3 separate regions of the Homo sapiens genome follow, and regions 2 and 3 are each linked to region 1. Evidence: chromatin contacts called from ENCODE Hi-C or POLR2A ChIA-PET data. All regions are on one chromosome and are shown on one strand. Each heading gives the region's core, a stretch centred on a gene start or an enhancer-like site at or near the end of the contact. The rest is flanking DNA. Distances are from core to core; before and after follow the strand shown.

Region 1 (4,133 bases), core at 233-2,732:
CCAGAATATATTTTATCTTGATTTCCGACTTGAGGGAAAATAAGTTCAGTGATTTAAGATCTGCCAGTTAGCATAAATATTGTGAAAGCAAAAAACTGTGCTAAAATTTTAAGAGAAAAAAAGTTAAGTGTGTTGCGTTTTCAGAAAGATTTAGCTATGGAGTTTTTTTTTTTGTTTTGTTTTGTTTTTTTTTTTTTTGGTTTTGTTTTGTCTTGACCTATGAGTTTGAAGAAGACAAAGTGGCTCTGTAAATAAGTCGACTTCATTTTTAAAGCGTTTGGAAAGGTTAAATGAGGTTGAATCTTGAGAGTCTTTTTGGTGGTTAGGAGAGGGGGAATTTATTAAAGAGAGGAAGACAATGTACCTAATATGTTGTGATGATAATGACAAACTCAAAGATTTAAACTTCATGAGTCATTCTGGTCATTCATATCATCATCAGGAAAACATCTTCATGTGTAGCTTCATAGGTGAGCTCCACAAAACTGTGCATTACCTTGTAGTAGTTTGTGAATAATGTGCTGACCTATGACACATAGCCACGTAAGTGAATAAACACTATTATTATTATTATTTTGTCTTGGTTTTCATTAAACTATCTTAGTAGTTTCAGGAGCTCTGGGTTTCAACACACACTTCTGCCAGCTGACTTTAGTGCGTCCATTAGCATAACAAAGTCAATTAGGCAAACCTGAATTTTCACTTTTATCCCGTTCACAGAACATCAGTGTAAATGGAGACAGGAAGAAGAAATTGGATTGATTCTCCACTTGAGAATTATGTTAACTTGGAAGAAAATGTTAAGTCTACTATGTGAGGGCATCTAGTGAGAGGGAAGGAATCACCTCCCTTCCCCCATTATGTCCCTTTATGCACCTCTGACCCTTGTGCTCTCCTTTTCTTGTTGCTTCTGTGGTCTGGTTGTTAGCTTTCCCGATCCTCCACACATTAGAAACCTAAGCATAATGATTTCTGATCGAAGGCTATGAGATATTTGAAATAAAAAAAGGGGAAATTGTTGAGTCTAGAACCAAACCTTTAAAAATTAAGAACTACCAGTCTGTAATGTGTGCCTTTAGAAAAAAACAAAGTCAAACAGAAATTAGGCAACTAGTTAGAGCCGTGATTGTGCTCTGCCACCCATGAACTCCCGTCTATGACTATTTCCACTCTGGCTTTGTGTTTCAGTAGGTCAGGGACACATATTAAGAGCAACAATTGGAACTGCGTTATCCTTTACCTCCATAAAAATACAGCTTAATAACATGTTAATGACTTAAAATTACCTTGTCTTTCTAGATTGTTTATTGATGTCATTTCAGATCGGTATAAAGGATGTGAAGTGAATAAGAAAATAGGTACGTTTCTTTTTCTTTTTTTCCCCTTTCTACCGACTAGGAAGAGATCCAGTCCAGGTTTTGCCTTTGACTCGGCCTGTGAATTTCGGCTGTGCAATGTGTAGCACGTTTCTTTCTCCCCCCTCCTTTCTCCTTCCCTCTTGCCTCCAGTGACTGTCTCCAGGATTTCTCTCTTCCTATTTCAGGAGGACTCTCACAGGCTCCCACAGCCTGTGTTAAGCTGAGGTTTCCCCTAGATCTCGTATATCCCCAACACATACCTCCACGCACACACATCCCCAAGAACCTCGAGCTCACACCAACAGACACACGCGCGCATACACACTCGCTCTCGCTTGTCCATCTCCCTCCCGGGGGAGCCGGCGCGCGCTCCCACCTTTGCCGCACACTCCGGCGAGCCGAGCCCGCAGCGCTCCAGGATTCTGCGGCTCGGAACTCGGATTGCAGCTCTGAACCCCCATGGTGGTTTTTTAAACACTTCTTTTCCTTCTCTTCCTCGTTTTGATTGCACCGTTTCCATCTGGGGGCTAGAGGAGCAAGGCAGCAGCCTTCCCAGCCAGCCCTTGTTGGCTTGCCATCGTCCATCTGGCTTATAAAAGTTTGCTGAGCGCAGTCCAGAGGGCTGCGCTGCTCGTCCCCTCGGCTGGCAGAAGGGGGTGACGCTGGGCAGCGGCGAGGAGCGCGCCGCTGCCTCTGGCGGGCTTTCGGCTTGAGGGGCAAGGTGAAGAGCGCACCGGCCGTGGGGTTTACCGAGCTGGATTTGTATGTTGCACCATGCCTTCTTGGATCGGGGCTGTGATTCTTCCCCTCTTGGGGCTGCTGCTCTCCCTCCCCGCCGGGGCGGATGTGAAGGCTCGGAGCTGCGGAGAGGTCCGCCAGGCGTACGGTGCCAAGGGATTCAGCCTGGCGGACATCCCCTACCAGGAGATCGCAGGTAAGCGCGGGCGCGCTGCAGGGGCAGGCTGCAGCCCTCGGCTGCCGCACGTCCCACTGGCCGCCCGGCGTCCCCTTCCTTCCCCCTGTTGCTGAGTTGGTGCTCACTTTCTGCCACCGCTATGGGACTCCGCGTCTCCGTGTTGGGCGGCGGATGCTCCTGCGGCTTCTTCGGCGGGGGAAGGTGTGCGTCTCCGCCGCCTCATTGTGTGCACACGCGGGAGCACCCTGGCTCCCGCCTCCCGCTGCTCTCGCGCCCTTCTACCCCTTAGTTGATGGCTCAGGCCCGGCTGGCCAGGGAGCCCGGGTCACTCCGGGGCGGCTGCAAGGCGCAGACGGAGAGCCGAGCCGGGCGCTCACTCCGCGTTCTGGTTCGGGCAAACTTGGAAGAACTGCGACCGCAGTTTGCCCAGCGCCACAGTCTGAGTGGCGCCTTCTCCACTCCCGCCCTTGCGCCGGCAGGGGCGGTGGAGAGACGCGGAGGGCTCCCCCAGCCCCTCTCTCCCCTATCCGTCCTTCGGGCGACAGAGCGCCCGGCGCTCGGGCCGGGGGCGGGCAAGGCTGGGAGGGACCCTCGCCGGGGACCTGGCCTCTGGACGCCGGCGTTTCAAGGCTGGTTTGGGGACTTCACGGGCTGCCTGTTTCAGATGTGGGGCGGGCTTTCCCGTTAGGGTTCCTCAGTGCTTCCCCAGTTGCTGTTGGCCACTCAGGGCCCGGGGACACCCTGCCACCCGGTCTGGAGCCGGCCTCGTCTGCCAGCGAACAGCCAACTTTAGCGGGTGGCTCAGCTGGGGATTCGGGTCCGGGTTCGGGGGCCCCGTGTCCCCCGCATGCCCGGCCACTGGCATTGCTCCACCAAGAGCTTGAGAGCGCCCACCCTTTCTCTCGGCGCCAGTGTGTGTAGCACTTGGTCTCCGACAACTTGCGCGGCAGTCTGGGTGCTTGTTTTCCGGCTCTTAGCTCCAACCGAATCCGAGCTTCTCTGGGGCTCTGTGAATGAAACGTGTCGGGGAGAGATAATCCTTTGGCTGCTAAAGAACAGAACTGAGAGAGGCCGAGGGAGGCCAGGAGATGCTGCGAGGGCGCGGGCTGCTCAAACCGGGCAGCTGAAGTCCTTAGTGACCTCAGATCGTCAAGTCAAAACGCTGAATTTCCACCAGCCTCTGTCTGCTTTTTGCCAAATAACTGGTGGATGGATGAAAAGCATTTTGCAGATATCTTAGAACATCACAGTTTCGATACGTTGAGGAATTACTATTTTCTTATGATTTTCAAGCTGTAGAAGTGAGGGTTTTTACTTACACTGAAATGAACACATTTAAATAAATTTGAGCATTGGCAAAGGGGGAAAAAAAGAGGCGCAAATTACCACGCTCATTATATAGAAGGAGCTTTTTCAGTTCAGAGCCAGACATTCCCTTTGCTGAGTCTAAGTTAGAATCTGTGGTGAATTATAAGCCTACTTTTCTATCCTTGTTACTTCTTCCTTCTTTTCCAGAACTCCTTAATTTGTTAATCAATGAATAGAGAGCGACTGTCCCCACAGCTCCTTAAGTTTCTTAACTCTCCTTCTCCTTTGTCTACTGTTATTTCATTCTTTTTAATTAATTGATAAGGATCAGCTTCGCTTTTTTTTTTCCCTCCCCAAATCTCAGGGAATTCAACTTTTTAAAAGGTTTATAGTATGGATCACTTCTTCTAGGAACTTTTTCTCCTTTAATCTGGGCTTTTTCAAACGGTATCTTTTAAGCACACAAGATATTTCCCAACATGATTTCAGATAAGATGTCTCAAAGAAGAAAATAGTTAGGTATTTTTAAATTGCTTCGGTATTCTTTAGAG
Region 2 (3,963 bases), core at 121-2,620, 1.4 Mb after region 1:
TGGCGCATGCCTGCAGTCCCAGCTTCTCGGGAGGCTGAGGTGGGATAATCGCTTGAATCCGGGAGGCAGAGGTTGAGGTGAGCCGAGATCGCGCCATTGCACTCCAGTCTGAGCAACAAGAGTGAAACTCCGTCTCAAAAAAAAAAAAAGTGTAGTCACTGACCAGCTGGAGCTGACAATAGAGGCGGAGATTTCAGACACATGAATGGATACTTACAGTACAGTGCGTGAGTGCTCTGGTAGGGAAGTAAGGGATTCTGGTTCCAGGGGCATCTACTACAGACTTAGGGGTTTGAGAAAGGCTTCTTAAAGTGCCTTGGGAAGGAGGAGTAAAGGAGGAAAAGGAAGGTGAGGAGGTCCAGTGTTGGAATAAGCAGAAGTATTCTAGCCAGAGGGATCAGGGAGTGATATAGGCCTAGAAGGGAGAACTTGGGAGTGTTCAGGAAACCAACGGCGGTAAGGATGGAGATGAGAAAAAACAGACATTTGAGAGTTGAAGAGCCATATTCTAGAGTTTGGGTTGTGTGCTAAAGGCAATTGAGAACCTTTCAAGGCAAGTGCAGCAAATTGTTTCCTACAGCTTTCTGTGGCTGTAGGGTAGAGATGGATTGTAGCCAATTAGAATGAAGACTGTAGAGACGGTCTTTGCCATAGGCCAACAAAGTGATGAACTGAGTAGGACTGTGGCCGCTGCTTCCCACCCTCACCAGAAGAAGGGCTAATCCACACTTGTTATTGAATTGATTGAATTGCGGGGGGGGGGGGGCCTACAATTCCCAGCGGTCTGGTCTGCGGGCGGGGGTGGGGGTGGGGGTAATGTAATTCGAGAAGCCAGAGAACCTAGGAGGGAAAAATCGGCTGGAGATGCCAAGAGAAGGCATGCGTTAAATTGTGGTCATGCGGAGCTAAGTGTCTTTGAGACATTAAATCGGACACGTCCTGTAGGTTATACAGGCGCCAAGGAAGAAAATCTGCATAAGAACACAGTTTTTTCTTTGCGGGAGTTTAACTCTCTCGGCCAGAAACAGTCCTGTCCTGCATTTCTTAAGTTTTTTCCGAATCCCACAAGCCCTTCGAAGGCCCCGCGGACTCGTGCCAGCGCGCCCGCGCATGCTCAGTAGCAAGACGTGCTAGGCAATGAGGAGGGAGATGAGTTTTCCGTAACCTGAAGCAACATCCTCCTGATTCCTCATTAAAGAAAAAGGCGGGAACTAGTCAAAAGCCGGGGACTGATGGGACGCTAGGATCTGCGCGTCCCGCCCATTTCGGCCTCTGACTGGTGAATGTCTTCGGCTTATGGCAGAGGAGCCCGCCTCATTGGCTCTCAGGCTCCAGAGCAGCAGGTCTCCGGCGCCCACCCCGCCTCCCCCAGCTGCCGACGTGGGGCGGGCAGCCGCCGGCGGCTGGGAGCCGAGGCGTCGGTGCAGACCTGGAGACGGGCATGGGGGGGCTGCGGCTGCTGGCTGTGGCCCTCACGTGCTGCTGGTGGCCGCAGGGCAGCCAGGGTAAGACCCTGCGGGGCAGCTTCAGCAGCACCGCGGCCCAGGACGCCCAGGGCCAGCGCATCGGCCACTTCGAGTTCCATGGTAGGTCTGGGGGCGGGGAGGGGGATGAAGGCGCGCTGGCCCATCCCGCCGGCTGAGTCCGCCGGCCGCTCCTCCCGGCCCCTCCCTGCCACGTTGGGCGAGGCCGGCGACTTCCCCAGCCTCACCTGGACCTCCAGCGTTGCAGCAGCTGCCGCGAATGGTGGGATGCGTTCCTTGCCAACCCCGCTGGTGCGGCTTTCCAGCCCCAGGCAGCGGCCTCTCGCCACTAGTGATCGTGTTCCGCACCTGAAAGCTGGTTTCCATTTCCCCAACCCTCCCCTTGGAAGCCAATGTGCAAAAGACTGGTCGGCCGCATCTTTCCAGATCCTTCCCGCAAAGAAGCATATTTGCTCCTTCCTGTCTCGGCCACACTGTGACGGGAGAATTTAACCCTAGAAACTTAAATTTCCTTTTTTTTTTTTTTTTTTTTAAAGACCAATTTCCTGAGACCTACTTGCAACAGAGTGGTTTTGGAAACCAAGTAAAACACTTGATAATGTAGTTGTTATATTGAGCAGTTTGGTTACTTGGCTACTAGGGCAGTAGATTTACTATGGGCAGTAAGGCCTAGAATTAAGCTGATGAAAATGCATTTAAGTAGCATCTTGGAAGCTCCCTAATTTGTGTTCTGTGTGGCTCTTCTGAAATCAGAGTTGCGTTTGATTTCAGACCTTTTGGTCTTCCTCAAAAATCAGTAATTATTCCTTCAATAAATGCATTTGCAATTCATTCTAATTTTGGTCTCATTTGCACTCTCACAATTTAAGTGTTTTTCTTGGTACTCTTAATTTGACTAGTGCTGTATTTCAAATAATTATTTGCCTTGATGACATTAGGAACTTTGATTTGTACAGTCTTTAGCATTAAAAGATGCAACGATGAACATCAGAATATTGGCCTAGAAAATATTGTTAGGAGAAGATAATAGAAACGGAACTACTTTGGTGAGAAAAGGAATTTAAAGTATTGGGAAATTACAGAATTGACAGAATAAAGGGAAGGGATCCTGATTTTTTTTTTTTTTGAAGTTTTTAAGATAGCTAAGAAAAGGAGTTTCAGTAACCCAGTTTTTCAAAATCCAATGTGGAATATATTTTGGGTGAATGAAGAAGAAACACTAGAAACAATTTTATTATTTTTTGTAACATTTTGAGTTTCTCATTCAACGGACTGTAACCATACTTTGAGTATTGACAGCCACTGTCTTAAATGGCACAATGTGGACAGTGTTGGAAAATGTGGGATGTATAGAAGACGTGGGTTATTACTTAGGACCAGCAGAGAGACTTGGACGACCTCATAGTTCCTGATGATCATCTGGTAAACGTGGAGGAGAAACATGTACTAAATTCAGATTTCTCAAGACAGATTGGGGATAAGGTGTTTCAAGTGCGTTCATTCTGTTTCATATGTGTAAAATCACATATAGTTATTACCAATTTTCATGAATCCCAATTCAGTAAAATAATAATACAAAAACTATACTGAAACAATGAACTGTAACTCGGAATGCAATTTACAGTGTCAATTGGGCCTCAGAGTCACTTGTAAGACTTCAAAATATGTAATCAATTTATGTAAGAGACTTGCACATTCTTTGATATATATACTGTATATTTAAATATATTTAAAATGTTTAATCAAAGTGGTAATTATAGTAATAAAAGCATAGAAAAAAAATTTCCAGGAGAATAGAAGATCTTAAAATGAAAAACAGTCTCCTGTCTTAGCTCTTTCACCCAGAATCCCTTTCCCTAGAGGCAATAACTTACTGCCATTTCTGTTCTGGGCCTTAAATGTAGTTGGTGTGTGCAACCAGGTTCATTCTGTATTCATCTTACAACATATATTATTCTGAAAGTTCTTTTTTTTTAAAAAGGAAGCCAGACTCGTTGGGTGGCTCCTGCCTGTAATCCCACCACTTTGGGAGGCAGAGGTGGGCAGATCACTTGAGGTCAGGAGTTCAATACCAACCTGGTGGCTGGGCGTGGTGGCTCACACCTGTAATCCCAGCACTTTGGGAGGCTGAGGTGGGTGGATCACCTGAGGTCAGGAGTTAAAGACCAGCCTAGCCATCATGGTGAAACCCCGTCTCTATAAAAATATAAAAATTAGCCAGGCATGATGGCAGGTGCCTGTAATCCCAGCTATTTTGGGAGGGTGAGGCAGGAGAATCGCTTGAACCGGGGAGGCGGAGGTTGCAGTTAGCTGAGATCGTGCCATTGCACTCCAGCCTGGGCAATAGGGCGAGAATATGTCTCAAAAATAAATTAAAAAAAAAAAAAAAGACCAACCTGGCCAACATGGTGAAACGCTGTCTCTACTAAAAATACAAAAATTAGCTGGATGTGGTGATGCTGGGTGTGGAGGCGCATGC
Region 3 (3,988 bases), core at 466-2,965, 1.5 Mb after region 1:
TGGTCACCCATTTTATTTATTTATGCGCCTGCTCCTATTCAGGGGCTCATGTATTTTTTATTATGTTGTTTCACTGTCACGCAGTGTCAACTTAGTCTATTCAATGGGGGCTACTTGAAGGCCGGAGGGACAAAGCGTGTACACATTGCACCGCTATTCATTCCGGCCAGCTGGATCGGCTGAAAAAAAAACCTTGTGAAAAGAAACGCCTCACAATGGACACAGAAGAAGTGCACAATGCTAACAGTTTTCCAAATACCACTGATTGGTTTCTTCACAATGAGGAGAAAGCCGCCGCTTTTTCTTAGCTCCACTTCAACAAACAACACTCTCACAAAACCTCCCAACCCTGCGTTTTGTTCTCGGACAAAACCTCCTCGACTGTCTAAACGCTCCCACTGAAGGACAAAAAAAAAAAAAAGGATAAAAAAAGCTCTTTTCACCATTTCCCTTTTTTTCCCCCCTGCAAGAGAGAAAAAAGAAAAGGGGGGGAGGAATTGTCAGTGCATTAATAATATCAGTCTTTTAAAAGAAGAGGGCTGACCTTTGAGATGCACTGGGCTGAGGGAGAAAGAAAGGAGGAGAGATTAATAAAGTTTGGACGGCTCCCTCGGCCTCCGCTGGGCCGCGGGCGCAAGAAAGACGCGGACCCTCGAGGCGGACGAGTTGCGGGAACTTCGCTTGCCTGGAGGACACGGCGGCCCAGGCGGCCGGGAGCGCCGGCGCCGAGCCGCGCTCTGATTGGCTGGCGCGACCGTCCCTATCTGCTCCGGGGAGAGTGGAATCTTCTCTCCATCTTCTGCGCCCCGAGCCTGGGGTGAGAGGGAGATCCGCGGTGCTTTCTCCTATCTTCTTGGGGGAGGGGGAGGAGGAAATTGTCAAGGGAAGTAACAATCGCGGCCAGCAACCCTGCTCTCCCAAAGCCACCCCCTCGCGCGACAGCGTCCCCAGCACCAGTTCTTACTGCTTACACAGCGCAATTCCACCTGTTTGCACAAAGCCCGAAGCAACATGCCTGGCCCCTTGGATACGAGGCTTGCTTCAAGTTTTGGGACAACGGTGAATACCAAAGAAATTGCATCATGGCTTTAAAAAAAACCTTGAAAAGAAACGAAAATAGAAGAATAAAAGGAAGGGAAAGAAGAAAGATGGAAGGAAGGAAGGAGAGAGAAGGAAAGAAAGAAAAATGGAGAAACAGGGAGAGAGACGGAGATAGATAAAGAGATGGAGATAGAGATCGCGAGCCAGCAGCAGCTCTCTGCCCAATCACAGCGCTGCATTTGTGGGCCACTTTCAGACGCTTACACCACCCACCCCCGGGCCTTTCTCTACGCCCTCTTGCCCCGGAGCCGCTCCCCCCGCTCCAACCCCTTACTTCTGCACAGTCTAACTTGGCAGGAGGCTCTCTGCAGGCGCAAAACCCGCCAACTTGTTAGCAAGACCATTGGAGTCAGAATGGGTGATAAACGAGTCTGTGGGGCCTGTGGAGGTCCTCAAACAGCCGCACAATCTGTTGGCGATATGACCTCGGTGCTCCCCCTCGGCATCCTCACCCCTCCTCTTACCCATCTTTCCAGTCCTCTTCTCATTCATCAACAACTCCGGAGCGTTTCTCCCAGAAAACGCTGATCTTTGGGAAAAGGGGAGGGGGCGGGAGGAGGCGGGGAGTCTTCAGGCCGAGGAGGCGGCCGAGCTGGAAGGCTCAGGGTGGTAACTAAGATTTAGGGCTGGGGTGATTTCCAGCGAGCCGCAGGAAGTTCCGTGTTGAGAAGGGATGGGCTGCTACAAAAGGGAAAGACGAAGCCTTGAAAGGATTTAATTAACCGTGTCAGGGATAATTACCCCTGGACAGTCCAAATTAGTTTTGCATAATCGCTCAGAACCATATGAATTAACTTATAATATTGCAAAGAGCTCAGGGAATAACAGGAGAGGGATCATTTTAATTAGTGAATCAGGGTCAAACCAGCAGAGCCTATTTCTCACATTTCCAAAACTTTTCATGGTTTTTAAAATATTATTCCGTTGGGGGAAAACAATGACTTTAAAGACTTGGGTCGTTTATAAAGACGTGCAGCTCCAGAGATGGTCTCAATGGGGAAACTGGTTTAAGACTTGTATATAGTATCTTGAGAATTTCCATTTTGGTTGCGGGGGGGCGAGATCTTCCTATTTTTTTTTTTCTGACAGTCTTCTATTTCTTGTCTAAAATTAAAATCCTTTATGATTTTTCAAACTTTAGTAGCAATTTGTCTAGCCCTAGAAATCCAACCCTCTCCATTTGAATGTTATACTTCTACTTTAATGCGATTAGCATAACAAAATTAAGTCCTAAAGAGGCCAAAATTTGTACTTTGTCGTTAGTAGTGATTATCCTTCCAAATAAAACCTTAAGGTGTCAACAAGGAATACCCCAAAGATAGGAGAACAAATTACACTGATTTAAGTGGTGGGGCTCTTCAACTAACAAGATAAAGTGGTCAAGCAACTTTCCCCTCTTAAAATGTTACTAGAAACTGGTGAAATGCTTTGAAAGGTCTGGATGTTTTCAATGGGCTCTGTTCTACTGGTTCATGAATGCCTTTTTTTTGTTGTTGTTAAAGCTAATACAACGACTTGGGCTTTTTAAAAATCTTCTTTCCTATTCACGATTAAAAATGTGATAAATCAGGTTTTTGGCTCTGAATAACAATGGCTTGATTTAGATTTCCTAGTAAATCTATTCAAAAGTGAAACAAAGGGTGCCTTTGGAGGATACCTTACACTTCACCTGGACCAGGCACGTAAGGGCAATTCAGATAAAAATCTTGTTAGGAACTCAACAAGAAATAGAAGATTTTTCTTTTCCCTGGTTCAGGCTTTATTTAAACTCTTTGTTCAAAAAAAATGAACAGAGTGATAGTCGGATTCTAATTTACAGATATACCTTAGACGTCTAATATTAAATTAGAAGGTCACACTAGAAAATCATTTACACATAAAGGTTAAAACCATATTTAAAATTTTAAAAACTTTATATTACATAAAGCCAAAATGAAACTAAATACATGTTAGCCAACTTCATTCACAAACATTAGTCAAAATATATACATTTAAAAAGAAACAAAGCTAATAATTGAAGGTTCCTTTTTTCTAAAATGTGTTTTATTGCAATTTGCAAATGAATTGCAGGTGATCTAAAAAATAAGCCAATTGAGGAGGGAAATCCAAAACACATTAAACCAGCTCAACTTGGGAGAGAAATGCTAGCTGAAAATGAGAGACATCTGTTGAAACAATTCTGTGCTTTTTTTCTTCAGTTTTGCTAAATAATAAATATATAATTACCAGACAAAAAAGTCTGATTTAATCTTCGATAAAATTGCGATTCTGAAATAGTTTCGCAATTTTTAAAAGTTAACTTTGATATTCGCTCAAAATGTTTTTGAGTCTAAAGTCGACTCAAACTTAGGGCAACGAAAATAACACATTTTCCAAGCCTCAATGTTTTCACTGACATATACACATTTACAATCTTAAGGTGAACTCAGCCATAAGGGAAAATAGGAGCAGTGCCTTTTTCCTTTTTTGTAAACTGTGTCAGAAATCCAAGCGAGTGGACTCAGGGAGACTTCTAGTAGTTTGTTGTTGTTGTTTGTTTAGGAAGAAAATCCAATTGACAACTTTCATCTCACAAATATTTCTTGTTTGCGTTTCTTGCCCTTGAGAAAGAGCTCTTGCTCTGATTTGCAAATGGCGTGATAAACAAAAGAAACCGTGATCATCTCACACAAAAGGCCAGATTCGAGCCGGTCACTGGTCAAGAATGGATCTGGTTGGGAGTTCTGCTTGAGAGAACAGAGATCTGCAAAGTTCAAATAGTACAAACAGGGAGGCGAGGCTGCTCAGAGCCATCCCACTCCCAGAAACGAATGACACAAGCAGCTTTTCCCGTGTGCCAGCCATTTCAGACCTCACATTTGAACAGCGTGCATGCAACACGGACCGG

Evidence for each region. Hi-C counts contacts between places; a loop is a spot of excess contacts on that map. ChIA-PET counts read pairs that join two places held with the same protein, here RNA polymerase II (POLR2A). Pooled maps may share reads with other maps.
Region 2: a map of ascending aorta shows a loop between it and region 1 (5-fold over the local background). The contact joins the promoter of GPR180 here to the promoter of GPC6 in region 1. A Hi-C loop is called at or near these places in 1 of 168 maps with a recorded cell type or tissue (ascending aorta) and 6 of 50 pooled maps. POLR2A ChIA-PET finds 5 or more read pairs at or near these places in 1 of 52 experiments (MCF 10A).
Region 3: a loop to region 1 is called in a map of naive thymus-derived CD4-positive, alpha-beta T cell, with 7 times the contacts of the local background. The contact joins the promoter of LINC00391 here to the promoter of GPC6 in region 1. A Hi-C loop is called at or near these places in 1 of 168 maps with a recorded cell type or tissue (naive thymus-derived CD4-positive, alpha-beta T cell), 3 of 37 single-sample maps with no recorded cell type and 7 of 50 pooled maps.

The regions. Positions count from the first base shown.
Region 1 is chr13:93,225,325-93,229,457 of GRCh38, forward strand. GPC6 (glypican 6) reads left to right here and starts at 1,483. Exons shown (of 9, transcript NM_005708.5): 1 at 1,483-2,292. The coding sequence starts at 2,133. RefSeq lists an enhancer at 2,076-2,918 and a silencer at 2,972-3,266.
Region 2 is chr13:94,600,487-94,604,449 of GRCh38, forward strand. It overlaps GPR180 (G protein-coupled receptor 180), which reads left to right and starts at 1,371. Exons shown (of 9, transcript NM_180989.6): 1 at 1,371-1,586. The coding sequence starts at 1,442. RefSeq lists enhancers at 1,109-1,403, 3,759-3,963 and a silencer at 1,182-1,781.
Region 3 is chr13:94,706,786-94,710,773 of GRCh38, forward strand. LINC00391 (long intergenic non-protein coding RNA 391) reads right to left here and starts at 1,716. Exons shown (of 3, transcript NR_170286.1): 1 at 1,566-1,716. SOX21 (SRY-box transcription factor 21) reads right to left here. Exons shown (of 1, transcript NM_007084.4): 1 at 2,837-3,988. RefSeq lists enhancers at 1-978, 1-324.